2 separate regions of the Homo sapiens genome follow, and region 1 is linked to region 2. A link is a loop called in an ENCODE intact Hi-C map of the cell type or tissue named here. Cell type or tissue: A673. All regions are shown on one strand. Each heading gives the region's core, and the rest is flanking DNA. Links, peaks and the distances in the headings are about the cores only.

Region 1 (14,921 bases), core at 3,364-11,363, 170 kb after region 2:
GACATGCTCTGTGCAACTCACATGTCACAAACCCATGGGGCCAACCCTGCCTCCAGTATCAACTCTAATATCCATATAGGTGACTCATTTTGGTCCTGAATTATTACATAATCTGCACTACAGTTTAACAGTTTTATTTGAACCTGAGCATCTAAGAAGAAGCCCTTCTTAGAAACCAGGAGCTGTGTCATATGCTGCTTTGTAAAAACCTCCCAGAATCTATGATAGCACTTACGAGGTATTCAAACACAGTTGAATTAATATTAGGATCATAGGGAGATCCCTGAGAACATGCTTTCTTCACGCATTCCTGAGCTACTGCTATGTGCAAAACTCTGCTGGGCACCATGGGGAACAGAGGTATGACTGGCTGTGCTCCTTTATCCTCAAGGACAGAGTTCAACCATTCATTCACCCAGCTACTGTTGCATGATTAAACATCTGCTCTGTGCTGGATGCTGGAGATGGCCCCTCCAGAAACTCAGTCTACAGGGAGGCAAAGAAGCTGCCTGAAATTGCCTGTTGGTCTGACTGCCAGACGGACTCACGGCAGACTCTGGGGCAGCCCCAAAGAGCGGGTGTCTCACCCAGGGTCAGAGGAGGAGACTGATCAAGACATCTGTCAGTCCTGGGAAGGCTCATGGCAGATTGCAAGTCATTATCAGGCAAGAAAAAAAAAAAAAAGGTGCTGATTCCATCCTGGCTCTCACATGGCCCGTGGCCGCCACGCCCATGTGCGATGAGATGGGCTAGCTGCGGCAGAGCACCAGGGGCAGAGAAGTAGAGAACACTGGGGGATTTAGAGGAGGCCCGGGAGCATCGGCCATGCCCCAGATGCATGTCCACAGAGCCCAGCCCCAGCCTCAGTCCCCACTCCCCTCTCGCCCAGCTCCCTTCTCTCTGCCTGTCCTGCCAGGACACCGTGATGGGGGCCTCCGGAACCTCAAAGGCAAAGAAGCCCACACAACCCTTCCTGCTCAACCTCCACACAAGGAAGACACCGTGCTGCTTTTTAGAGCCCCTGGGGTGTTTTCTTCTCCTCCTGTTTTTGAAAAGTTACATGGATATTCTTGGAGGTCTTCAAGAAAGCACTAAAACCCTAAGCTATTTTCTTGCTTTCAAAGTAACATTTCCCAGCTTCCTCCACGCAGGTCCGCGCTGAGCCTCACCACCAGAGGGCAGCCAAGAGTCCGGGTGTCTCAGCCAAGAGCTTTCCAAGTTCCCCGAGGCTGCATGAGGACAGCGACAAGGACTAGTGTAATTATTACCTACTGTGAGCCAGACCCTGTGTGGAGGGCCTTACATACCCTATCTCATTGAATCCTGGTAACGACCACAACGGGGGTGTTCTATTGAAGCTCCATTTTACAGATGAGGAAAACAAGGCTCAGTGAGGTGAACACATCACTCGTGTTCACACAGCTAGCAGGTGGAAGAGACAGGATTCAAACCCACGTGTGTCGGGCTGCAAGGAGACTGTCTGCTCTCTGAAGTACACAGTGTCTTACAGTTCCTGTCCACCCCAGCCCACAGGATGCTCCACTGTGCTCTCATGCTCCGGCTCAGGGCTGACCCCCTGTTTATCAAATGGAGATTAATCACCCAGTTAACCTGGGCCACACGAACAACCAGCCTCAGCCAGGTTTGTTTTGCTGGTGTCTAGTTCTGTCTCCTACAGGCAGACATCTGCAGAAATCACATGCTCCTCTAGAGCCTCTCCCCCCGATCCAGAAAGGGAGCCCCGGAGCTGTGAAACGGCTGCTCCAGCTCTCATTTGGTAGACACAAATTCCACTTCAGTAGAGGAGCAGCAGGGTTGGTTTTCCCCCAACACCAAATACACTGAAGACGCAAAATGACCATGATGTCGTCAAGTTCAACTCAACGCTTTGGTTAGAAGCAAAATGATCTTCTGTTGGGTAAAAAATCAATTCAAAGCTGGATTTCAAATAATCTGCCCCATTTCACAATGAGGACAGAGTTGATATTCCGGGATGAGTGGTAGGCATGTCTAATTAGATGCAGATGAGACTCTGATCTAATATTCAAAGTTTTTCCCCCAGAGCAACGGGGATGATGAAGCAACAAGCTCTTTCTTTCAACCCATTGTTATTTAAAGGCAGTGCTCACACAAGAATCATTTCTAAATCACAAAGGCTTTTTTCCCCTGAAATAATGGCCTGCAAAGATAGACTGGAGTTAGGTATTCACATCGGTACAGCCAAAAAAAATGTCATAAGCCAAGAAAAGTACGAGACAAAGCATACCCTTCAATTCATTTATAGCTACTAGGGTACCAATCCTGCTGATTCCACATATTTTGAGGGGAGCAAAGTTTAACCAACACAATAGCAACAACCGCACTTTCTTTCTCACCAAACTCCACTATAAGTCCTGTTTTGCAGATGAAGAACTTAAGGTTTAGAGAAGCTAAATTGTCCTGGGCAGTGTTAAAAGTTTTGGACACTCCTAGGTTGGATGACCACATATTCTGGTTGGCCTGAGACAGTCCTGGTTTATGGTAATTGACCCAATGCAATTATGAAGAATGTTCCCTTTCACTCTCAAAAGAGTCCGAGTATGGCTGATATACTGTATAATCACCCCACTGACAGGGCCTAGCAGAAAAGTATATATGACGGCTAAGGAATGATCAGTCAACCTCTCCGCTTGGATCACCAACTCGTAAGTGAGTTTGGGCCCTTTAGAAGTTATGGTAACTCTTTAACCCCATAGAGTACCCTAAAATCCCCTGTTCCAGCCTGGCCTGCCTTCCCTGCAGCCTGGATCTGATGTTGTCAGATTGTTCGCTGGGAGGCACCAGGTATTTTGGAGACTCATCTGTTGAATGAAGAACTAAATAAAAAACACTGTCCCTCTCTCCATGTGTCTGCCCATATGAGATTCCCCAGACGATTTAAGCATCAGGTTCTGGTTTCAAGAAAATAAAAGTCAGCCAGGCAGCTGCACTTCCAAGAGGACTGAGGCAAACTTTTCCTTGACAATGTGGTTGGCATGTGCTTTAAGTGAGGGATTAGCTACTTCAGAGGAGTGGTAATGCGATATGGGCCTTTGACATCCTATTCCAATTCAAGGAGGCTGTAGAAGGCTGAAGCATGCCAAGAAGGTTGGGGGATCCTTCCAGACCCAAAGGCGCAGCTCCCTCCCCACCTTGCCGAGGACTCCCTAACTCTGGAGTGTTAGCCCACCAGAAGGCTACTCACTTGCTCCTTTCCCTGAGCCTGAAGGAGCTGGGGTGAAAGAGAGGGCACAGACCTAAGATGCAGCCATGGGGTCCCTGCTGGTGTCACAGCCTCTCTGAGCCACCTGGAGCCAGGCAGCTCTGGGGTGGCCCCTGAACCCTTCAGGTTTACCGCCTCAATTTTCCTCTCTGTGTTTAGCCCAGGGCCAGAGCATCGTTCTTGGGACTTTAGGAAATGTCCAGTTGCCACTGTCTTACCTGGATGCCCACCCACTCCAGATGCTAGGGGTTTTCTGCACTTCCCTGGAAATCTATTCCAATGGCTTCTCATGGGAACAGATACACAAAGGGGCGCAGACCCCCAGCCCAATGTCCACCCCCAGCTGTCTGCAGAGCTGTCCTCAACCCTCTCCTTCAAAGTCTAGGGGCCCGTGGATAAAATAATTTCTCCCAGTCCCAACTTTACAACTATAGTATTAAATGAGATAAATGTCTCAACACAGAAAGTAGGCAGTAAATAAATGGTAGTTGTTATTATTATTATTACTATTATTATTATTATCATCTGCCTTTAAAATGTCCAAGAGAAACTTTAGTTTTATATCCTATAAAATCTGGATTAACCAACCTGGATTAACTTTACGTTTGTGTTTTTTTTTTCCTGAGACAAAGTCTTGCTCTGTCACCCAGGCTGGAGGGCAATGGTGCAATCTCAGCTCACTGCAACCTCCGCCTCTCAGGTTCAAGTGATTCTCCTGCCTCAGCCTCCAAAGTAGCTGGGATTACAGGTGCATGCCACCACACCCAGCTAATTTTTGTATTTTTAGTTGAGATGGGGTTTCGCCATGATGGCCAGGCTGGTCTAGAACTCCTGACCTCAAGCGATCCACCCGCCTCAGCCTCCCAAAGTGCTGGCATACAGGCTTGAGCCACCGTGCCCGGCCAACATTACATTTATAAGGCATAAAAAGGCCAAACTTGAAGAACGTATCTACCAAGAGAGGAATCTGAAACCTTCTGTGACCTTGGGCAAACTTCCATGCCTGTTTCATCACCTCCAAAATAAGAATAATAATAGTGCTTAATTTCAAAGAATTTCTTGAGACACTAAATGAGACCATTCAAATAGAATATCTAGCACTTTGTGTAGCATATAATAAGCACACAGTGAATAATAGTTAATAATAATAAATTTGTGTTTCTTAAAAAATGTATTTAACAGTCCAAGGAATCTTAAACCTGGGGGAAGAAATACCTTAGAATCTAGTCCCACCTTATATCCACTAGAAAAATTTCTTTGAAGCTGTAAATTTTTTAACTGCTTTTGAACTCTGGGCCCCCTTGAAAAGCTGATGAATGCTATGATTCCTTTTCCCTGAAAAAAAAAAATGCCCAGTATATTTTGCAAACCATTTCAGGAGATTCTTAGACTTCCCTGATGTCATCCTTATGGCTCCTTGGACCCTGTGTGAGTAATTCCTGCCTTAGACAATCCCAGGTAGGGCATCCAGAGGTGGCTTGGATATCTCCAGTAACAGGAGCCTCACAGCTCAAAAAGCAGCTCACTCTATGATTGGAAAAGTCCACATGCTAAAAAGTGTTAGGATTAAATCAGGACACTAAAAGATGCTTCCTGAGTTCCATCCTCAGAGCTACACAGAGGTAGCACAATGCCTATTTCAGGTACCAGCCCTTGACATGTTCAGAAGGCAGAGGCCATGCTGGGACATACCTGACCTTCTCCTGAGCTAACCCTGCTGTCCTCTCAGCCATTCTAGGTGATGGTGTCCAGGCCCCTGCCTTCCAGGTCACCCTCCCAAACCACCTGCTGTGTGGCTGTGGCTCATTTTCTTTGTCCTGGACACAGTACTTTTATTAACCCCATCTAAGTCTGCTAATGTTCTCAGCCACCAAGTCACATCCATTAAGCAAGCATTTAATAGGTCCCCAAGGCCTCATCACACAAGAGCAGAGTTTCATGCCACACGTATCTCCACTCCAATCTTACGCTGGGGTAATTGATCCTTTGAAGCTAGCCCTACCACTTTACATATGCCCCAATTAATCTTACCAGTTTTTTTCCTGTCACTTCAACCTTTGGGAAGTATTTGGAATTCACATTCTATCACCCAGTGTACTGAAAATGTTTGCAAATCTCTTAGAGGGTAAGGAGATCAATGAAACTTGTGCATCTCCCTGGGTTAAGCTTGGGACAAGGTGCCTTACCCAAGTTCTCATTCAATCTTCACATCAACCTTTTGACATCTATACTTCCGTCCTTGTCTTATACGTAAGAAAACTGAGTCTGATGGAGATTCAATCACTTGCATAAAGATACCCAGCTACCAGAGAGCCATGCCAGGATTTCAACCCAGGCCTGTCTGAGCCTCACTATTTTACCACACCTCAGCATTAACACATTAAACCGCATTGTTATAGATATGTGTGTTTCTCCAACTAGGATGTAGGATCCCTAACAATAGTGAATAGACTTTGTCTCAGAATTCCTAGCCCCTGTGAGTCCCTAGCACAGAGTAGGTGTTTTACAACTGCTGGGAGGAGGGAGAACAAGGAAAGCGGTCAGTTGGGGCTAGCAAGCTGGGAGGATGCTTCTTGGAACTGAGCCCTGATGTCCAGGTTCTTCTTTTAGAGCATATATTCAACTCTGTGAATCATTAGGAAATGTTATCATCCACACATGACCAGAAGGTTCTGGGACCCTCCCACCCAGGACATGCCAGCCCTAAAATTGTGACATTCATTCACCCGAGTCATTGGAAAGCTGACCTGAAGGGTGTCCTACGTCCCTCCCACACCTGGGTACCTCCCTGAGCCCAGCAGGTAGACTCTCCCCAAGGTGCCCCCCACTTCCCCACCCCACAGCAGCCTTCCTCCGTGCAGGCGGCTGTGTGGTGGGAGGGAGAAGGTTCGGGAAGCCTTTGACTTGAGATTTCTCAAAAGCTCTTGAAGGGACACTGAAATTCCTAACTCACTCTTTTTCAAACAGATTCTTGAGTGAACTCATAGAACTTTTGATACTGAGGAATCGGCCTAAGGAGAAGAGGCTTACTGTGAAATGACCAAACGCCACCACTGGTTTCCAACCACCATCTGGGTGCTGAACAGAGTTCTTCTGTCCACACAGCACCGCTTTTCCGTGCACACACCCCTCATGGCGTCCAACCGCGACTATGGCCTGTTTCTTTTCCAACAGGCTGCAAGGCTTTAATTCTGCGGAAAACCGTCAAGCAGCAGCTCCACTAAACACATCTCTGTGCATTAACAGGAAGTGCAGGGAAAGGCAGTCCGGGCCCAGAGCTCACATTAAGGAGAAAGGTCGAAAGCGCCATCTTGTGGTGCCTTTGCAACTTGCGTGCCGCTTGGCGCCTGAGGTGGGTGCCCTGAGGAGGGGAAGGCAAGGTGGAACAGAGGGACTTCCCCTTTTAACCCAGTTATTGATCATAAAAACCAAAGTAGAATGCTTCCTCGCTGCACAATCTAACCCTCGGAACTAACAAAGAAACTATAATGTATCGGATAAGAGCACAGTTCTAGAATCAGAAAGCGCTGCCTAGGTTTGAATCCTGGCTTGGCCATTTACAAACCATGCAACTTTGGTCAAAGTCCCGCTTGGAGACTCAGTTTCTCTAGTAGTTAAATGAGGATAATAACTGGGCCTATCTCGTAGGGTAGTTAGAAGGACTAAACCTAATCATGCACATAAATGCTTAGCACAGTCCCTGAGTGCCTACAGTCCCTTAGCATGCACATTACTATATTTCTGTTTTATGACACCACTGATGGTAAGAAGCAGCATCAATTTAATATAAGATGGAGGTAGGCGTGGGGCTGCGGAGGGCTGGTAATCCACTACCTACAATACGCACATTTATTAGAAGGCATATTTTGATTTAAGAGATGTTAAAATAGGAAGAGGAGACAGATCATTTTAGATCTTAGATCTTGCTGCACTGTGAGAGCAACTGAGTCACGTGGGCTGCCCTGCACTGAATCTGAGAACACAACACATCACCCTCAAGGCTGGCACTCCTCTCAAAGGTAGAAAATGCAGTCAACAGTCACCTTCTTAGGTGCCCGAGGGAAGGATTTCGTCCATTCCTGCTACCCTCTGATTGGGCATGCACCTCTGGGAGGGAGTGATCGAGCCCCAGGAACCCACAGTTACCCTTATTTCCCCACAGTTGGGTGGCTGGGTAATTGGTAGCTGCTGATAATTACAGGTGGGTAAAAAAGTAGCTACAGGGCAGAGATCAGGAGGGGCCTGAAGACTAGGAAAAGATAAAAATGAAAGAAGGGAAAGAGGCTCTTGCCTTGTGCCAGGCACAGTGCACAGGGAGGATTAGGGATTTTCCAACATTTCTAGGAAGACATTCGGAATGCCACTTGGTGACTCTCCTCCCATTTCAAAAGCTACAGGGCTACAGGGCAACCATGCCCAGGTAAAATGCCTTTATATTAATCAGATTTACTTAACCCTAGTAGGTATGACTATTGTGGCTGTCCTCAAAACTAACAGTTAATGAAACTTACTCCATGCCAGGTAGAGTGACAAGCACATTGTTTTATGTAACCTGCACAACCAGCCTGGGAAGTGGGCACTGCTGTAATCTCCGTTTCACAGAACAGGACGTTGACGTCCAGAGAAGCTCGGTAACTCACCCTCCTCTTCATCCAGCATCCCTCTCTTCCCCGTGAGGCCCAGGGGAGCTGTAAATCATGATTCCATGCACTCTGATGCTAGCCACAGGACTTGGGTGCACATGACCCAGGTTGGCCAATCAGAGCCCAGGATCCTTCCCCCAGCACATTGATTGGCTCAGATATGGACACCTGACCCAAGAAAGCCAGTGAGAGACTTCACAAGATTTACTAGATGGAAGCTGGAAAAACAGGCCTGTTTTCTCTTTGGGTCCCAAGCCGTAAAGACTTGAACTCAGAGAACCAGAAGTTTGTTTTGAGGTCCTGTGAAGAAAACCTGCCTGAGACCAAAGCCAACACACAGAAGGAATCAGAGCAGAGAAATGGAGTGACGGGATTAAGACCGCATGGGTTAGCCCCTGGATCTCGCTTTGCCTTGTACAGCCCTTCTCAGTTTATAGGAGCCAACTCATTCTGTTTTTGCCTAAGTTAGAGTCAAACCCCTCAGTCTAATAAATAAAGGCAAAAAAGAAAAACTGGTTAAAGCCCCGTTGCAAAAAATAAGTAACTTTATAATTACATCAACTTTATCATTAACAAGGCTTTAAAAAACAAGTACCTATGAATAACAGCCCCCAATGGATTCAAAATTGAAATAATCACATAATGTAACAAGGTTTAAAGCCATGGATTTGAACCTAATAGAGTAAAATAAAAAGCTAGCGTGGAAGGAAGATCTCCATTAGGAGTGATTGCTGAGCATAACAGAACCCTTTCTGGGTGTTTTGTGTTATCAAATATCTCTCTGCAGCAACTCTTTCCAGTGTGGTATTATAGAAATATCTTCAGGAATTGCTGAATAAGCCCTTTAAGTGAACAATGCCATTTCTAGGAGTCTATCCTCAGGGAAGACTTTCAGTGGAAGAAATTGATAGCTGCATGGAGATGTTCACTGAAGCATCATTTACCACAGGTAAAAATAAATAAATAAAAATAAAAGGAAACTGAATACTCAAAGGTCAGGATACAAGTAAGTATATTATAGCACACAATTTTACTAAGTATATGTAGCTAGTGAAACTATTCGTGTGAAAACTGTAGAAATGTTTATTCAAATATTTGTTGAACACCAATAATAATTTGCTGCGTTTTGATTATGGGCTGTTTTGCATGCTTCCTGACATTTCATCCTGGAATCATTTAAATGTTAGGTAGTTTTTTTTACAATCCTTTTTTAGGCGAGTAATCTAGGGCTTAGAGAAATTTATAACTTTTTGATGAAAGTGGCAGACGAAGGATTTGAACCTAGTAGTCTGAGTGCAAACTCTAGACACATGCCCATTCTGCTGCACACCACAAACCAGGTGAGCTGCTGAGAGAGCCTCCTAAGTTATGCGTATAGGCAGCGCATGGCCTTTGTGGGAGCTGCTTTGTCTGTTCAGATGTCCTTTCTGGCTCACGTTCTAGGGGGAGGCGGCGGAAGGGGGTTTTATTCAGCATCTACCAGGGGCCAGGCCCTGTACTAGGTACTTGGTTTCCACTGTCTAATTTTTCCTTTGCAGTGATCCCTAGGGGGGAGATGTCACAATCCCTTTCCATTTATAAGGAAGATCGAGACGTTTGCTCAAGGTCAGGGGCACCAGCCCCTTATTCACATGTGTAACCAGCAGATGAACAGGGGAAACCATGGAGACCCGCTCAGTCAGAGCAGAGTATAGGGAGCTGGGAATGGTCTGCGGTAGTGGGCGGAGAGGGGGCTTTCAAAGATGGGCAGAAGGGTATCTGCACTATAAATCAAGGGTGGGCACAATGGAGAGAACAACTATATTATATAAATGGCTACCGTTATTGCCTTCATACACTATGCCAACAGTATCCATGATTATCTCACCTCATCCTAATAATTGGCCTCCAATCCAGGCGTTATTATTCCATTTTACAGATTAGGACACCCAACAAGTCAGTGACACACCAGCCTACAAAGCTAAGTAAAGATCCATCCTCTCTCCACTGCAGCAGGCAGCCTCCCCAGCACCCAGCAAGCGCCACCCCTGGAGGGTTGAGTCTGTGGTGTGTGTCTGAGCACTGGGAATGGAGGGGGCTGGGATGGTGTACCCCATGCGGCTCCTAGGGTCCCAAGATTCCAAACAGCAGCAGCACAGCTGGTGAGAGACAGTAGCCTAGTGCCCCTCTAATTGTCCCTCTTTGTGGTGTTCAGTTAAGGACTCAGAAGAAACCAATCTTTGTATCTTTTCATGGTTAAAATTCTACATAGAACTGAAACCTGAAAGCAGCCACCAAGCCAGTCTTTGTTGGGTTTCTAGGCAGTAAGGACGCTGCATCTCAACACTTAGCACTCTGAGAGAAAGGGACTCGGTGATTCAAAGGGGAACTCAACAAGAGCCTTTTTCTCCCAAGTCCTGGCAATTTCCGACTCACTTTTAATCCCCGGAAAAAACGTTGGATCCATTTTCTCCTCCACATCGCATGGTTGTTCCTTTGAGTTCAGAAACTGTTGGCAGAAGATTTTCATGAGTAATTGAGCAGTTCCCATTTTCTACCCCATTCTAGTAGAATCAGCCGGTTTTTTTAGAACACCAAAAGGCTCATTTTTGGAAAAATTCAATACACTCAGAAAGTTTTTTTAAATTCAAGTGCCTGGAAATCAAAGAAATCGACGCGTTGTAGTTTCACAAACAAGCCTCAACTGCAGTCCTCAAAAATAAGGTGAAAGGCAGTGATATGGTTTGGCTGTGTACTCACCCAAATCTCATCTTGAATTGTAGTTCCCATAATCCTCACGTGTTGTGGGAGGGACCTGGTGGGAGGTAATTAAATCACGGGGGTGGGTTTTTCCCTTGCTGTTCTCATGATAGTGGGTAGGTCTCATGAGATCTGATGGTTTTGTAAGGGGCAGTTCCCCTGCACATACTCTCTTGCCTGCTGCCATATAAGACGTGCCTTTGATCCTCCTTCACCTTCCTCCATGATTGTGAGGCCTCCCTAGCCATGCGGAACTGTGAGCCCATTAAACCTCTTTTTCTGTACAAATTACCCCTCCTCAGGTATGTCTTTATTAGCAGCTTGAGAAGAGACTAATACAGGCAGGTTTCTGAAGAAGCCACTCAGTGGAAGTGAGTTTAATATACTTGTCCTAAAAGAGCATATTTATCCCAAAAGTCCATTCTCCAGATATGCTCTCCCAGATAGGAAAGGGAGTGTTTCCAGCTCAATGAAGAATAAGCAGCTTCTAAAAGCAAAGATCTCTTGCTTTCTCTGGGCCTGGAATTCCTCTCTGGGCCAATCATCATCATGTCATCATCATCATCATCATCAAAACTATCATTTCTAGAGCTGCTAAAATATGCCAGACCCAGCCTGAAATATGTGACTATTTCATGAAACCCTCCAGCTTTCCAGATAATAGGAATACTTGTCCCTATTCTGCAGATGAGGAACCTAAGGCTCTGAGGCTCTGAAGAACCACATATCTAACAGGTGGCAAAGTAAGGAGTCAAGCCAAAGCTGCCAGGCTCCAGATGAATTCTCTTTGCCCCAACATCCGGCACCCCTACTCTTCTCCAAAGCATGGGCTCAGCTAGTGAGAAGATCTATGAGTCTGTAGGTCAGACTGATGTTGAGGTAGGAAATGTTCCTCCTCCTCTTCAAGAAGCTTTCAGTTGACCCACCCAGATGGGCTGCTCCCAAATAAATGTCCTCTGACCAATTTCCCCAGATAAAATGGAACTCCACACTCTATTCTTTATTATTCCAGTCACCTACTGATTGTACACAAAAACCCAGCTGGGGAATCCTGAGATCCAAAAGTAATGTTGGTCCAGGCATTCTTTAGGATAGTTTGACACAATGTATTATCATTTAAAATGCCCATTTCTAGCATCCTACAAAATACCTGACCAGTACTCCTCAAAACTGTCACAGTCATCAAAAACAGAGAAAGCCAGAAACTTCGACAGCCAAGAGGAGCCTGAGGAGACATGATGACTAAACACAATGTGGTTCCAGGATGGGATCCTGGAACGGAAAAGTGACATTAGTGACAACTAAAGAAATTGGAATAACTATGGAGTTTGGTTAATAATAATGTCTCAGCTGGGCATGGTGGCTCACACCTGTAATCCCAGCACTTTGGGAGGCCAAGGCGGGCGGATCACCTGAGGTCAGGAGTTTGAGACCAGTCTGGCCAACATGGCAAAACCCTGTCTCTACTAAAACTACAAAAATTAGCTAGGCATGGTGGCAGGTGCCTGTAATCTCAGCTACTTGGGAGGCTGAGGCACGAGAATCGCTTGAACCCAGGAGGCAGAGGTTGCAGTGAGCCGAGATCTCGCCACTGCATTCCAGCCTGGGTGACAGAGCAAGACTCCACCTCAAAAATAATAACAATAATAATAATAATGTCTTTGTATTGATTAATTATAACAAATGTGCCATGCTAAAGTAAAAAGTTAATAAGGCCAGGCACGGTGGCTCATGCCTGTAATCCCAGCACTTTGGGAGGCTGAGACAGGTGGATCAACTGAGGTCATGAGTTTGAAACCAGCCTGGCCAACATAGTGAAACCCCATCTCTACTAAAAATACAACAATTAACTGGGTATGGTGGCGGGCACCTGTAATCCAGCTACTTGGGAGGCTGAGGCAGGAGTAGCTGGATTACAGGCTTGAACCCGGGAGGCAGTGGTTGCAGTGAGCCAAGATCACGCCATTGCACTCCGGCCTGGGTGACAAAGTGAGACTCTGCCTCAAAAATAAATAAATTAAGAATTTAAAAAGCACCCACAATTCTGTGCACATTCTAGCACATATATTTCTGGAGGAGCCCCCGAGTAACTGGTTGCCTCCAGGGAAGACAGCTGAAGTCAGCAGAGGGAGACTTTCTTTTCTGGAACTCCTGGGCTCAAGCAGTCCTCTCACCTTGGGCTCCCAAAGTGTTGGGACTACAGGCGTGAGCCACTGCACTTGGCCTTTCTTTTAATTATACTTCTTTTGATATGTCTGATTTTTATTCCTGTGCTTATACTTCTTTTTTAAAAGGAAGCAGGTCTTTTTTAATAGCAATAATTTTCTTTCTTTACATATTTAGAGTATCTGCTAAGTACAGAGTTCTCCATTTGGTGGGATACAATAACTGACTGCCATATTTACACGACTTCAGGGAGCAACATTTGCCAAAAAAAAAAAAAAAAAAAAAAAAACAAAACTGCCTCGTGGAATCATGCAATGCAGCAATCCATTGAGGAAAATACCAAAGCCACCTCAACACAAAGAGAAACTCACACTAGGAGAAATTGTAGACTTGGGAGCTGGACACTGCCCCAGATCGGCTCTGAGAATGAGGCACCCACTTCAAGCTTCAGTTTACGGAAGGAAGGACAGAAAGAAGAAAGGAAACCCCTGCTAACTTGGCAGGGCAGAAGGGGTCTGGTTTGAGTGTCAAGAAGAGATTTCCCTTCAAGGCAGAGATTCTACAATCCCCATCAAGGAACAGGGGCGAGGGAGGGTGGTGAGCTGCCCTCTGGGCACTTTTCTTTCCAAGTCTTTTGCACCCACCTCCCAACCCTCCCCGTCTGGAAAAGGCTTCCGGGAATGAAGAGGAGCCCTTGGGAGGCAGGCATTGAGCTCCACCTCGTGGCTGCTCAAACAGCTCCCTGGAAGTGGCAAATGATTTCCAGAGTGAATGCAGGGCTTGGAAATGCTCCAAATAAAGACGTTACCTAAAAGTTCATGGGACACCTTCACTTCCTCCTCCATCACTCCTTTTCAGTGCTGTGCCAGGTGAGGAAGTTTAGCCCAAGTCCCATCTGGGATCATAGCTGCATATCAACTTCTAGAAGCTCCCCAGCAGCTGGGCCCACTGGTTGGGAGAGAGCCCATCAATGGCCCTCAGACAACAGCCATGCCCATCTGCTGAGGTCCTCAAGAGGACAAAATGCCAAAGCAAAATGTCACATCTCTGGTCTACATGAAATAAATAAATGATTTGAACTCCTGCAAAACTAATGAGATTTTGCCACAGGATCTCTGAGATTTTGTCAGGCTCTTAAAAAATATTAATTCATAATATAATATGGTGTGGTCTAGAAACAGAGATGTATGATACCTGGCTTCTCTCCAGCCTGTTATTTTTATTTATACACTAAATCCCTGGAGATAATGTTAAAGTTTCAATTGCAGCCCATCCTTGCTGCATCTCCTATCCTCCCTTTATGGAGCACTTACTGAGTAATCGGCAGGACACTTGCACAGATACAGAGTTCCAACTCATTCTCACCAGATGTGTTAGCAAACTCATCTCGAGGCTAAGGGGAGAGAGACTGACCGGGATCAGCTGAGCTAGAGGACTTGGCCTCTGCACCTGCCACCATAGAACCAAGGATGCCTCTTACAAAGGCAAGGCTGGGGAGGGCCCTGTCCACCCACCTCCTAGTGACTCAGATGAAGACACTGAGGTCCTGAAGGGGCAAAGTCACAGCCTAGAACGCCCTCCCTCCCCAGCCCCCTGTCTAATACTCTCTCCATGAAGCCACACTGTCTCTAGCTAAGGCTCAGAGGGAGGTCATTCTTACTGTAACAGAAAGAGGGGGAGGCCACACCCACCAGAATATCATTGGACCCCATTCTCTGAGAAGTGTCATAAGCTTTCCAAAGTGTTCAACACGAAGGCTGTAGAGACCAAATTCTGGAAGGCCTCCAGCAGGTCACCTTGCCCAACCCTCTCATTTCACAAATAGGTAAACGCAGCCTAGTTATAAGAGCTGGGGAGCAGGGGCAATAGCCAAGGAGGCTCCCCCCATCATGCTTTATGTCATGACAGGAAGCTGAGTTTCATGGAAACTGAGGCATGGTCCCAACCCCATTCTCTGCACCCAAAGTGCAGTGCCATAGCTGCTCATATGGACAGACCAGGCTAGGCCTGAGACAGTGGCAGATAATGGAGGCAGGGTATAGGCAGAAGATCAGGGGACCTTACCAACTACACTGTGACCTCTCCCCCTGTAAAATAAGCAGCAAAAGCCACCTCTTTGGAATTGAGGTGGA
Region 2 (14,921 bases), core at 2,300-10,299:
TCACACTGACAACCGCTGGCTCCATGAACCAGACCTCCAGGAAGGCATTAGCGCAGTTCCCCGAGAGGATCCCCAATGGAACTATCAGGCAGATTCCCCAAGTATAGCTAGGTGAGATTACATGGTTTCCTGCCTAGTTGAAGGATTTAAAAAGGCAGCTTACAAAGCTGTTAATTATGACAAGCTTAAAGAAACTACCCAAGGTAAAGACGAAAACTCAGCCCAGTTCATGGCTCATTTGGCAGCAACCCTGAGATGCTTTACAGCCCTAGACCTTGAAGGCCCAGGCTTTCTGACTGTCTCATTCTAAATATGCATTTTATCACCCAGTCAGCTCCTGACATTAGAAAAAAACTTCAAAAATTAGAATCCGGCCCTCAAACCCCACAACAGGAATTAATCAACCTCACCTTCAAGTTGTACAATAATAGAGAAAAGTTACAATTACTTGCCTCCACCGTGAGACAAAATCCCAGCTACATCTCCAGCACACAAGAACTTCCAAACACCTAAACCGCAGCGGCCAGGCATTGCTCCAGGACCCCCTCCCCAAGGAACTTGCTTCAAGTGCTGGAAATCTGGCCACTGGGCCAAGGAATGCCCTCAGCCTGGGATTCCTCCTAAGCCGTGTCCCATCTGTGCGGGACCCCACTGGAAATCGGACTTTCTAACTCGCCTGGCAGCCACTCCCAGAGCCCCTGGAACTCTGGCCCAAGGCTCTCTGACTGACTCCTTCCCAGATCTTCTCGGCTTAGCGGCTGAAGGCTGACGCTGCCCAATTGCCTCAGAAGCTTCCTGGACCATCACAGATGCTTTGGGTAACTCTTACAGTGGAGGTTAAGTCCGTCCCCTTCTTCTTCTTCTTTTTTTTTTTTTTTGTTTTGAGATGCAGTCTTGCTCTGTCGCCCAGGCTGGAGTGCAGTGGCACGATCTCAGCTCACTGCAAGCTCCGCCTCCCAGGTTCACGCCACTCTCCTGCCTCAGCCTCCTGAGTAGCTGGGACTACAGGCACCTGCCTCTGCGCCCGGCTAATTTTTTTTGTATTTTTAGTAGAGACGGGGTTTCACTGTGGTCTCGATCTCCTGACCTCGTGATCCACCCGCCTCAGCCTCCCAAAGTGCTGGGATTATAGGTGTGAGCCACCGCACCCGGCCCCTTCCCCTTCTTAATAAATAGGGAGGCTACCAACTCCACATTACCTTCTTTTCAAAGGCCTGTTTCCTTTGCCTCCATAACTGTTGCGGGTATTGACAGCCAAGCTTCAAAACCCCTTAAAACTCCCCCACTCTGGTGCCAACTTGGACAACATTCTTTTATGAAGTCTTTTTTAGTTATCCCCACCTGCCCAGTTCCTTATTAGGCCAAGACATTTTAACTAAATTATCTGCTTCCCTGACTATTCCTAGGCTAGAGCCACACCTCATTGCCACCCTTCTTCCCAACCCAAAGCCTCCTTTGCATCTTCCTCTCGTATCCCCCCACCTTAACCCACAAGTATGGGACACCTCCACTCCCTCCCTGGCAACCGATCACATGCCCATTACTATCCCATTAAAACCTAATCACCCTTACCCCGCTCAATGCCAGTATCCCATCCCACAATAGGCTTTAAAGGGATTGAAGCCTGTTATCATTCGCCTGTTACACCATGGCCTTTTAGAGCCTAAAATCTCTCCTTACAATTCCCCCATTTTACCTGTCCTAAAACCAGAAAAGCCTTACCGGTTAGTTCAGGATCTGCGCCTTATCAACCAAATTGTTTTACCTATCCACCCCAGGGTGCCAAACCCATATACTCTCCTCTATCCTCAATACCTCCCTCCACAACCCATTCTGTCCTAGATAAACCTAGCTGACCCCATAAATCCTAAATCCTTTCCCCACTCCCCTTTCCATTCCTTAAAAAACAGCCCTAAAAGCTGCTCCCACACTAGCTCTCCCTAAATCATCCCAACCTTTTCATTACACACAGCCGAAGTGCAGGGCTGTGTGGTCAGAGTTCTTAGACAAGAGCTGGGACTGCACCCTGTAGCCTTTTTATCCAAACAACTTGACCTTACTGTTTTAGCCTAGCCCTCATGTCTGCATGTGGCGGCTGCCGCTGCCTTAATACTTTTAGAGGCCCTCAAAATCACAAACTATGCTCAACTCACTCTCTACAGTTCTCATAACTTCCAAAATCTATTTTCTTCCTCCCACCTGATGCATATACTTTCTACTCCCCAGCTTCTTCAGCTATACTCACTCTTTGTTGAATCTCCCACAATTACCATTGTTCCAGGCCCGGACTTCAATCCGGCCTCCCACATTATTCCAGATACCACACCTGACCCCCATGACTATATCTCTCTGGTCCACCTGACGTTCACCCCATTTCCCCACATTTCCTTCTTTACTGTTTCTCACCCTGATCACATTTGGTTTATTGATGGCAGCTCCACCAGGCCTAATCGCCACTCACCGGCAAAGGCAGGCTATGCTATAGTATCTTCCACACCTATCATTGAGGCTACTGCTCTGCCCCCCTCCATTACCTCTCAACAAGCCAAACTCATTGCCTTAACTCGAGCCCTCGCCCTTGCAAAAGGACTATGTGTCAATATTTATACTGACTCTAAATATGCCTTCCATATTCTGCACCACCATGCTGTTATATGGGCAGAAAGAAATTTCCTCACTATGCATGGGTCCTCCATCATTAATGCCTCTTTAATAAAAACTCTTCTCAAAGCCACTTTACTTCCAAAGGAAGCTGGAGTCATTCACTGCAAGAGCCATCAAAAGGCATCAGATCCCATCGCTCAAGACAATGCTTATGCTGATAAGGTAGCTAAAAAAGCAGCTAGCTTTCCAACTTCTATCCCTCACGGCAGTTTTTCTCCTTCTCATCTGGCCACTCCCACCTACTCCCCCACTGAAACTTCCACCTATCAATCTCTTCCCACATAAGGCAAATGGTTCTTGCACCAAGGAAAATATCTCCTCGCAGCCTCACAGGCCCCTTCTATTCTGTCATCATTTCATAACCTCTTCCATGTAGGTTACAAGCTGCTAGCCCACCTCTTAGAACCTCTCATTTCCTTTCCATCGTGGAAATCTATCCTTAAGGAAATCACTTCTCAGTGTTCCATCTGCTATTCTACTACTCCTCAGGGATTTTTCAGGCCTCCCTCCATTCCCTACACATCAAGCTCGGGGATTTGCCCCTGCCCAGGACTGGCAAATTGACTTTACTCACATGCCTTGGGTCAGGAAACTAAAATACCTCTGGTCTGGGTAGACACTATCACTGGATAGGTAGAGGCATTTCCCACAGGGCCTCAGAAGGCCACCGTGGTCATTTCTTCCCTTTTGTCAGACATAATTCCTCGGTTTGGCCTTCCCACCTCTATACAGTCCAATAATGGGCCGGCCTTTATTAGTCAAATCACCCAAGCAGTTTCTCAGGCTGTTGGTATTCAGTGAAACCTTCACACCCCTTACGGTCCTCAATCTTCAGGAAAGGTAGAATGGACTAATGGTCTTTTAAAAACACACCTCACCAAGCTCAGCCACCAACTTAAAAAGGACTGGACAATACTTTTACCACTTGCCCTTCTCAAAATTCGGGCCTGTCCTTGGAATGCTACAGGGTACAGCCCATTTGAGCTCCTGTATGGACACTCCTTTTTATTAGGCCCCAGTCTTATTCCAGACACCAGCCCAACTTGGACTGCACCCCAAAAACTTGTCATCTCTACTATCTTCTGTCTAGTCATACTCCTATTCACCGTACTCAACTACTCATAAATGCCCTACTCTTGTTTACACTGCTGGTTTACACTGTTTCTCCAGGCCATCACAGCTGATATCTCCTGGTGCTATCCCCAAACAGCCACTCTTAACTCCCTCTTAAAGTAAATAAATAATCTTTGCTGGCAGGGCCATGCTGAACCTCCTTGGGCACTCTCTAATTGGATGGCCTGGGCCCTCCCAATTCTTAGTCCTTTAATATCTGTTTTTCTCCTTCTCTTATTTGGACCTTGTGTCTTCCATTTAGTCTCTCAATTCATACAAAACAGCATCCAGGCCATCACCAATCATTCTATATGACAAATGCTCCTTTTAACAACCCCACAATATTGCCCTTACCACAAAATCTTCCTTCAGCTTAATCTCTCCCACTCTGGGTTCCCACGTCACCCCTAATACCGCTTGAAGCAGCCCCAAGAAACATTGCCCATTATCTCTCCATAGCACCCCCAAAAATTTTCGCTGCCCCAACACTTTACCACTATTTTGTTTTATTTTTCTTATTAATATAAGAAGACAGGAATGTCATGCCTCTGAGCCCAAGCTAAGCCATCATATCCCCTGTGACCTGCAGGTATACATCCAGATGGCCTGAAGTAACTGAAGAATCACAAAAGAAGTGAGAATGGCCTGTTCCTGCCTTAACTGATGACACTGCCTTGTGAAATTCCTTCTGGCTCAAAATCTCCCCCATTGAGCACCTTATGACCCCCACCCCTACCAGCCAGAGAACAACCCCCTTTGACTGTAATTTTCCATTACCTACCCAAATCCTATAAAATGGCCCCACCCCTATCTCCCTTCACTGACTCTCTTTTCGGACTCAGCCCACCTGCACCCAGGTGAAATAAACAGCCTTGTTGCTCACACAAAGCCTGTTTTGTGGTCTCTTCACATGGACATGAGTGAAACTCCACAGCAGGCCCTGTGGCATACTGGAAAGAGCCCTGGTTGGGGCCGGAAGATCTCAGTTTATGTCCCAGCTCTGTTCCCCACTTATTGAACTGGTCCCCTCTGAACCTCAGTTTCCTCCTCTGTAAACCAGAGATAATGATACTCACCTTCTAGGCACATGTCACCTTTGCTCCAGTACCCAACAAGTTCCTCATCTCCATCTAAGACCACCTCAGCCTGGATTTCTTGTCCATATCATTATCAGCATTTTGGTTAAGGCCATTCAACAAGTCTCTAGGAAGTTTCAAACTTTCCCACATTTTCCTGTCTTCTTCTGAGCTCTCCAAACTACTCCAACCTCTGCCTGTTACCCAGTTCCAAAGTTGCTTCCACATTTTCAGGTATCTTTTCAGCAGCACTCCACTCTACTAGTACCAAAATCTGTATTAGTTCGTTTTCATGGTGCTGATTAAGACATACCCAAGACTGAGCAATTTATAAAAGAAAGAGGTTTAATTGGACTTACAGGTCTGTGTGGCTGGGGAATCTTCACAATCATGGCAGAAGGCAAGGAGGAACAAGTCACATCCTAAGTGGGTGGCGGCAGGCAAAAAATGAGAGAGCTTGTGCAGGGGAATGCCTCTTTTTAAAACCATCAGATCTTGTGAGACTTATTCACTATCATGAGAACAGCATGGGAAAGACTTGGCCCCCATGAGTCAACTACCTTCCACCAAGTCCCTCCCATAACATGTGGGAATTCAAGATGATATTTGGGTGGAGACACAGCCAAACCATATCAAATTGGAACAGTAACAGCAGAGGTTTGTTATAGGAATTAATTTAGAGAATAGTCATAAAGAAAAAGAATAGCACTTGGACTCTAGTAATCTCCCCCAAAATCATGGTGATTTTTATTTATCACCTCTTCGGTCTGAGCCCCAAAGCTTCTTGCCTGCAACCTCTTTATATACCTTACACCTGTCAGTTTATGAGCTCTGGGCAGGGACATGAAGAGTGATTTACCTGATGAAGTTGCCCATTGCTCTGAGCACGTGAGACAGGAACCACTACATAATATATATTACATATAATGAATGTATAACATCACCCCTTTTATTTATTTTTACTGTGTTATTTAAAAATACCAGTCACAAGGCCAATTAGCTATTACAAAGATATGTCTAGTTACTTTAACACAAATTTTATATAAAATGTACTTCCTATTACTTTTAGATGAGAAGGAAACTCATATAGCCTGTGGTTCCCTCAGAACTCTCACATGTAACTTTTAGTGAGGAAAATGAGGAACTTTCTGAGCTATCCACAAGGGGGTAGACTGATTCCATTTCTTCTGGAAGGTATCCATGGGGTCATCATTAATGATCATTTAAAACTGATATTTCTCATTTTAAGCAACTGTCTCCTTCCAAGAAATAAAATTTACTTATGCAAGCAAGATGCCACTTTTTTAGGCTGACAACTTACAGATGACCCTTGGTTTAAAAATGTATTGCAAAATCATTTACACACATTTTCCCTGCAATCAATCATGGAGGATTCTAACAAATGCCACATTCAGAATCTAAGAACACTGCGGTCTTTCCACTAGAAAGTCAAGCAAATTATTTAAATTCCCAGGGACCAAAAAAAAAAAAATCTTTCCTCAACATCAAACAAAACATTCTCTCTTTGAAAATGTAAATCCCTTGAACATATTCAAGAATTTTAACAAGCTTCCCAGAAAACTATCCTATTACTCTTTGAAGGCCTTAAGGAATTTTCTTAAAATAGTCACATGCTACTCAGGGTGTGGAGAGGGCCTAAGTGACAATGGGAGTCAAAGCTCTACAGTAGGGCCCCAGAAGTCCCCATGTACCTCCTTTCAGAAAGGAAGAGCGGCCCCCAGAGAATTACTAGGCACATGGAAGGGGTATGGGGAAATCTTCTAAAAGGAATAAAGCACAGGACCCGTTTCGCATCTGTTTTGCATCTGGGGTTAGCAGTAGGACACAGAGCTCTGAACTACAGGAAGAGCCTCAAAGAAGATGTTAACAACAGAGAGTTTAGAGAATGTGGAGCTCTCATCTGTTTTAACTCCTCTATCCAAGCCTTGGGGTGTGTGTGTATGTGTGTGTGTGTGTGTGTGTGTGTGTGTGTGTGTGTGTGTGTATTTGTGTATGTGTTCAGGGGAAATTCCAAGAGGATGAAACTGAGGTGAAAGGCAAGTCAGAGGTAGAAAGTGGCCTGAGCTGATAACTAAATGCTAGTTTCACTTCAAAGAACTGGATCTTCATCTGACATCAGAAAAACAGAAGAATCAAGAAGGCACCAGCAATTTCACTCAAATAAGTTTTTCCTGAGGAAGTAATTGAGTATGTTTTCAGAGACATAGTTTTAAGATATTTATCACAGCTTGTCTATGACAGGAAAAATTAAATACACAAACAAGAAATTTAAAAAAGAAACACCCTTAAGTATGCAACAGTGAGGGATTAGCCATATAAATGATGCTGTATCCACATAAGAGAATAGTATGAAATGATTTAAAATTACAACTATCACCACGGAAAAAGGGTCATCATATTCACTTATATTGTTGGGTGAAAGATGATTATAAAGCAGTCTATATAGGTTGTATACACTGTGATAGATTTACAGATGTTTTTAGTTCTTTTTTGCTATTTTAAATGTTCAACCTATTAAAAATACAAAATACATGCTAACTATAGAAAGCCACATTTTTTTTTTTTTTTTTGAGACAGAGTCTCGATCTGTCACCCACGCTGGAGTGCAGTGGCGCGATCTCAGCCCACTGCAACCTCCGCCTCCTGGGTTCCACTTATTCTCGTGCCTCAGCCTCCTGAGTAGCTAGGACTACAGGCGCCCACCACCATGCCCAGCTAATTGTTGTATTTTAGTAGAGATGGGGTTTCACCAGGTTGGCCAGGCTGGTCTCAAAACTCCTGACCTCAGGTGATCCACCTGCCTCGGCCTCCCAAAGTGCTGGGTTTACAGGTGTGAGCCACCGTGCACGGCCAGCCACGTTCCCTTAAAAGACAGAACACAAAATTTCTATCAAAATCCCAGCAAATTATTTTGTAGATATAGGCAAGATTATTCTAAAATTTGGAACGGCAAAGAAACAAGAAACTGGAATTGCTAAAATAAAATGGAAAGAATCACTCTCCCTGATTTCAAGACTTACTTTTATAGCTACAGCAATCAAGACTGTGGTATTGGCCGAGAGACACACAATGAAATAGAAAAGGGAACCCAAAAATGGGACTCACACAAATATGTCCAACTGACTTTTGATAAAACTACAAACACAGATCAACAGAGAGAAGATAGTCTTTTCAATAAATGATGTTGGAACAATTGACAATATATGAGCCAAAAAAACCCTTGACCCAAATCTCACTCTTTATATGTAAATTAACTAAAAATGGCTCATAAACCTAAGTGTAAAACGAAACACTATAAAACTTTTAGAAAAAAAAATAGGAGAAAATCTTTCCTAGGGTTAGGCAGAGTCCTTCAACTTGACATCAAAAGCACGATCATTAAAAGGAAAAACTGATAAATTGGACTTCATCAAAATTAAAAACTTTTGCTCCGAAAAAGACCCTGCTAGGAGGATTAAAAAGCAAGCTATAGAGCAGGAGAAAATATTTGCAAACCACATATCTGACAAAAGACTAGAATTTAGACTCTGTGTGTGTGTACATACATATATATGTATTTTAGAGTGTTTTTTTTACTATCACACATACATATATATCTATATTATTTTTACTATACACACGTATATATATATATATATATAGCCTGTGGCTATATATGTAAAAAACAGTAAAAAAAAATTCAATTTAAAAATGGACAAAAGACAAGAAGACCCATTTCTCCAAAGAGGATATACAGATGACCAATACACACATGAAAAGATGTTCAACGTCTTTAGCCATTGGGGAAATGCAAATTAAAATCACAAAGAGATATCACTACACACCTGTCAGAAAGGCTAAAACTGAAAATAGTGACACCAAATGCTGCCGAGGATCTATAGAAACTGGATCACTCATACATTGCTGGTGAAAATATAAAATAGGACAACCACTCTGGGAAACAGTTTCTCAAAAAACCAAATATGCAACTACCAGAGAACCCAGCAACTGCACTTCTGGGCATTTATTCTAGAGAAATGAAGATGTTCACACCAAAATATGTACATGAATATTTATAGCAACTTTATTCATAGTAGCCAAAAACTGGACATAACCCAGATGTCCTTCAGTGGGTGAACGGTTAAACAGACTGTGGTACACGCACACCATGGAGTGCTACTCAGCAATAAAAAGGAACACACTATTGACACATGCAACAACCTGGATGGAGTTCCAGAGCATTACGCTGAGTAAGAAAAGCCAATCCAAAGAGTTACATACCACAGGATTCCATTTATGCAACATTCGTGAAATGACAAAATTACAGACATGGAGAACAGTTTCATGGCTGCAAATGGTTAAGAAGGAATGGAGGCAAGAGGGAGGTAGGTGAGGCCAAAAAGGGCAACATGAGGGATCCTTGTGATTATGGAAATGGAAATGTCTCCATTTGACTGTATGGAGGTCAATATTCTGATTGTGATATTGTACTATACTTTTGCAAGATGTTACCATTGGAAGAAACTGGGTAAAGGGTACGTAGATTCTGTATTACTTCTTACAACTGCATGTGAACCTACAATGATCTCAAAATTAAAAGCTTAATTAAAATAAAAAGGACATAGCATGAGACTGTCCCCAGAAAACTGGCAGACATGGCCCTGCTGCTACACTGCTGGGGCTTCATCAGAGGCCTCCAGTGTGCACTCAGGCACTGCTGGCCTGGTAGGGCCAGACTCTGGCTATAGTCGTAAGTGTGGTGCACACCTGGATCAACCCCACAACAGTTACACTGTCTCTTCACGGGGAGATCCTCGAGTCTGTCAGTGTCCATCAGCAACCAGCCAATAAGTAGGCGCAGCTTGTCAGTGCTGTCTCCCCTGGCATTAATGGTGTGTTTAACTAAGAGCCATTAACAAGGGTAGCTTTCTCCAATTAAATAACCACAGTGGAGTTTTTTTTTTTGAAAACCCTAGCGTTCCTAAGGTAAACATAACATGATTTGTCACTTTGCAAGGTCCAAGAAATGCTATTTTGATCTGTTAACTGCCTCTGATGAGGACACAGCTATCTGAGATGTAAACATGCCATCAGACGGAGAGGTCTGAAAGTTTGGAGGGAGCATGACATTTAGAACAGTTACTGCTTGCCCTAGAGCTACAGCTAACACCTCTGACTGCTGTGTGCCAACACAGGAGCCCACGAGAGGGAAACAGTAATGACTATAGAGGCAAAGGAGGAATACAGCCCAAACAGGTAACTTGAGGAAGGAGAGGGAGGCCATTTGAGAGATGCAGGTTAGGAATCCTCTTACTCTAAATGGCACTAATGCTGAACCTAGAATAAAATCTGTCCCTTCAGCCTCCTTTCTGTTCCTGAAACTTGCCTAGCTGTTTCCCACCTCAGGGCCTTTGCACGTGCTGTTTCCCCTGCCTGAGTGCTCTGCCCCAGATCTGCACTTCCTCAGAAGGGCCATCCCTGACCACTCCACCAGCCCCCACTCCAGTCACAGTCTCTTCCACACCTCCTAGACTGTCTCCTTCACATCACTTGTCTTCAGGAAGTATCTTGCTTGTTGACTAGCTTATGATCCGTGCTAAGATAGATGTTTCATAAAGATAGAAAGCTTGTCTGTCTTATTCCCTCAGTTAACCCCATTATCTGACACAGAAAGCTTCAATAAATACCTGTTGAAAGAATCAGTAGCAAAAGCTGTCTCTGTTCCTGTAGCAGTCTCTGCTTCTGCCCAGGAAAGGTATGGTCATCACGAAGGTCCCTCTCAGGATTTTTACTACTTGTGGAAGACTCAAAAGAGCAAAAAGCCTTTTCCTTTTAGGAAATCCCTTTGGCAGGAGCTCTTGTGATAAGCCTGACCAGGCAGGCCAGTAGCCAAGGCTGGGCTGGGCCCTGTTCTGTGTTCCTCACACACCCGAGTCTGTGCTGTTTCTCCACCTCTGTTCACCACACTGGGCACCAGTCACTGCCTTCTTTCCAGTTTCTGCCATGGGCTGTCTGGTTACATGATGGCACCAGCCTGTTCCAAGGGCAGAGCTATTGGCCAACTCTAAAGCCTCTCCTTCCATTTCAAATGCAGTCTGTTGAAATCATCTCCCAACGAGGAGAACAGAACCCTGGTCATAGGTCAAGAGACCAAGGTTATAGCCTATCAGGGCCAATGACTCACCCTGTGACCTTAGGCAAGGCTTTTCCTGTCTCTGGGCCCCAACTTCTGCCAGACACAGGCCTCTAAGTCCCCATGTCAGCCAGGCACACACTGTCCTGTCCAGGGTTCCTGTGGGGTGGAGGAAGGCTGGCTTTTCTACCCAAAGAGAGACGCACTGTGGGGAAGGCACCTTGGGCTTAGCAGCCCATCTTGCGAGCTTTAGACCAAACTCTACCCTGCAGGAAAGGCCCTCACTCGAGGAGCTGGGTGGCGCAGGGGCTCACGCCTACCTGAGGGGGCTCCAAGGAGGTATGGGATGAGATGAGGCAGGCAGCCTCTGACATTTAAGAGCCATTAGACTTTGAACAAGCCACTTCAACATCTTGAGCCTCAGTTTCCTCATTTGTAACTGAGGACAATAACAGTGGCAACTAATGGCATTAAACAAAATAATGATGCAAAAATAATATTTAGAGTGCCTGGCACAGGGAAAACGCTCAATAAATGGCAGCTCTTAGAAAAATGATCATGATGATGGTGGTGATGATAATGGAGAACAAATTGAATTCCCGTTGAGAAAAGCCATTGAAAAGGACAGTCTCTGGTTGTGCTGCTGAAAAAGACAAAACCATGTGTGCAAGGGATCTGGGCTTGAGCCTCCTTAGAAAACAAAGACACTTATTTAAATAAGTAGAGAAGACCTCCAGTCTTGGGTCAATAATGTATCTTTCCCAAGGAAGCTTTTTAAGGCCAGGTATTTCTAGAGCTCAATAGCATTGAGAAATTATAGAAATCACCTAGATGTTTGTTTCTCAGCTAATGTGGGCTCTTCCAGGAAATGATGTACTAGTCAGCTAGGCGGCTGATAAGTAAATTCCAGAAGCCCCACTTGATGGAATTGAGTGAGCCATTAAAAACGATGCCTATGAAGACTGCAGGGCAAGGGTTAAGATATAAGGGAGAAACAGAATGCAAAACTGTGTTATGATTACAGTTGTTTAGAAACATGTCTGCTTACAGGCAGGCCCTGGAAGGGAAGATTAAAAACAGTTGATTTGCTTCAGTGATGGGATTAGGAGTGATTAAAGCAACATTTCTGTTATGGTTTTACAGTGTGGTTTTGTGTCTTTTTTTTTTTTTTAGTGAAAAAAAAAAGAGGACTGCAGTTGTCATACTATGGTTTGTGCCTTTTTTAAATAAAAAAAGAGAAAAGGGATTGCAGGGGAATGCATGTACCTCAGACGTCCCTAGAGCTGTCCCCCTCCCCATTGTGTGTGTGTGTGTGTGTGTGTGTGTGTGTGTGAGAGAGAGAGAGAGAGAGTGAGAGACAGACTCCCTTCCACTGGATACCATTCAGAATAGTTTCAGCTCCCATTGAATGGGGATTTTTGCAAATTTCTAGTAGCTGAAAGAATAGTGAATTGATTCGCCAATGAAAACCCATTGTTGGGCTTTGTCTTCAAGCTTGTCAGTGCACTGGGGAGTTAAAAAGACTTAAGAGCAAATACATAGTCTGGGGCGCCAGACTTTGGAATTGAGCTTGCTAGAAGCCTCTTGTGTCAGGAAGCTTTGAGCCCTCAGGTATGGGTGCACAGGGGCTGGCTCCTTCCTCAGCAAGAAGATACCTAGCCATGCGGGCCTCTCCAAAGAGGGGCAGGGGCTCTGTGGTGAGCAAAGCGGTCATGCAGGAACATCAGGCCATGTAGTCTGGCCCTATCTGGGGGTGACCCCCTCATGGGCAGCCAGCATGGAGCGCTTCATTCCCTCTAGATGGCCTATGGACTCTGCCTGGGAAAAGCTAAATGAGATGAAAAGCCTGAGCCCATCACAGCTGAGCTGAGGTCAACCTGACCGGACACCAGGGACAAGGAGGACAAGGCTGGCATTCCAGAGCACCCTCTAAGATCCCCTAACTGTCCGGACAATGATGAGGTCATTGCTGCTGTTGTTTCAATCATGAGACCTCACTACAGGCCTGACACTGTTCTGAAAGCTTTACATGCGTTATTCAATTCAACCCTCATAATACTGTAAAGAAAGCACCATTAGTAATTCCCTTTCAGCAGTGAGGAAACAGTCTCCGAAGAGACTAGTAACTTGCCTAAGATTCAAGGCCACACATCACAGTAGATGACAGAATGAGATTCAGTTCCACACCATGTTCCTGCCTGTTCACCATAATAAAAAATGTAAACACGTGGCAAGGTGTCTGAAAAGAGAAAGAAAATAAAAATCGCAGGCAAATACCTTTTGCTACAAACACACAAATTCATAGGTCCCTCAGCCAGTCAGGTTACACAATCAAACTGCCTAGAAGTTTGCCCAAAGTGCTGCTAATAGTGTAAGAAGCTTGGGGCAGGTAGTATAGAACCTCCGATAGTTGAACCATCAGAGAGACAAACACCCAAACAGCCTGGCAAAGTGCTGCTTTCAGATAGAGCAAGCACAAGTAAATGTGAGAGATTTCGAAGAAAGAGAAGACAACAGATTCCTGACCCATGGCTGCTCAGTTAGCATGTTTCTACATAGATTCAGAAGATACTTCATTTTAAATTATTTCTGTCCTAAGCCTGCTGATATTGTTGACAACAACGGCAAAACCACAGTATACAATTTCACAACAACATGGAGTCCAGAGAGCCCTTTAGACTAAACTCTGAGGATTGCTTTGGAACAGCCTTGGGGAAGCAGAGAGGGGGCCCCAGGCCCCACATACCTGGGCTCAGTGGCCTCTCTGAGGATCATTTCTGGTTTTCAGCAACATGTTTGTCACCAAAGCACATCTTATAATAAAGAAGAATTCCAGGGCATCACAACCCCATCCTTCTTGGGCTGTGGCCAGGGTTCACCTTCCCAGAGCTCTGGCACCCTCCCAGTCAGTGAGCAGGGCTGTCAGCAGCCTGCTGTGGACACACAGTTCTCTGCTGCCCTCTTCCTCCCCTTCACCTGCACCCCTTGAGAAGTCTCCTCCTCCTGCAGGAACTGTCCCCCTCTAGCCCTCCCAGCTCTTACGCTTGCTTTTGGAGAGCAGGGATCCATTTCAATTATGCAGTGCTCACACCATCCAGCTGGTAGCTTTTACACAGCTTCAGCTGTGGAATCCTTTGGAAATGAATCTTACATGGGTCCCAAAGTGTAATGAGACACAAGTGGAACAACTCCAGTTAAAATGTGAGTGGGAGGCCGGGTGCGGTGGTTCACACCTGTAATCCCAGCACTTTGGGAGACCTAGGCGGACAGGTCATTTGAGGTCAGGATTTCGAGACCAGCCTGGCCAACATGGGAAAACCCCATCTCTACTAAAAATACAAAAAATTAGCCAGGCATGGTGGCAGCCACCTGTAATCTCAGCTACTTGGGAGGCTGAGGCAGGAGAATTGCTTGAACCCAGGAGATGGAGGTTTCAGTGAGCCAAGATCACGCCATTGTACTCCAGCCTGGGCGACAGAGCAAGACTCTGTCAAAAAAAAAAAAAAAAAAAAAAAAAAAAAGGCCAGGCATGGTGTCCCAGCTACTCTGGAGGCTGAGGCAGGAGAATCGCTTGAACCCAGGAGGCAGAGGTTGCAGTGAGCTGAAATCAGGCCACTACACTCCAGCCTGGGCGACAGAGAGAGACTCTGCCTCAAATAAATAAAAATAAAAATAAAAAAGGGAATGGGAGCTCAGAGCCCTCTAGCCAGGTCTCCCTCTGCTACCTACCCTAAGAGCACCCCATTCTTTAAGCATCATTTGTGTTCCTGATATACTCAGGAATGCTAGGATTTCACATGCCAGTGTCAGAGGGAGGGCCAGAACCCAGGGTTACCAGGTCCAGCCAGAGACTTCCACCACCACATCCATCCCCGTCCACCACCAGGAGAACTCCAAAGTGCACGCTTCTCCCTTCCCTACACCACCCTGCTCCA

Evidence for each region. A loop is a pair of places that touch in the nucleus more often than their neighbours do. Peaks named below come from ENCODE experiments on the same cell type or tissue, not always from the same donor. Only the 100,000 strongest peaks of a DNase experiment are listed, where the experiment ranks them.
Region 1: it touches region 2 in a loop (7-fold over the local background); 28 of 110 quality-filtered maps call a loop at or near these places.

What each region holds. Positions count from the first base shown.
Region 1 is chr5:135,552,611-135,567,531 of GRCh38, reverse strand. No RefSeq gene overlaps it. Among named protein-coding and RNA genes, the nearest start is that of CXCL14, 19 kb to the left of the region's middle. RefSeq lists an enhancer at 1,844-2,364. In A673, for the core only: a CTCF peak has its summit at 6,554 (motif pointing left); DNase peaks (open chromatin) are centred at 6,531 and 7,991; H3K27me3 peaks cover 912 bases.
Region 2 is chr5:135,720,779-135,735,699 of GRCh38, reverse strand. It overlaps a transcript of SLC25A48 not described here. Among named protein-coding and RNA genes, the nearest start is that of SLC25A48-AS1, 74 kb to the right of the region's middle. RefSeq lists enhancers at 323-822, 2,315-3,099. In A673, for the core only: a CTCF peak has its summit at 6,017 (motif pointing right); no DNase peak of the experiment used is centred there; H3K27ac peaks cover 495 bases.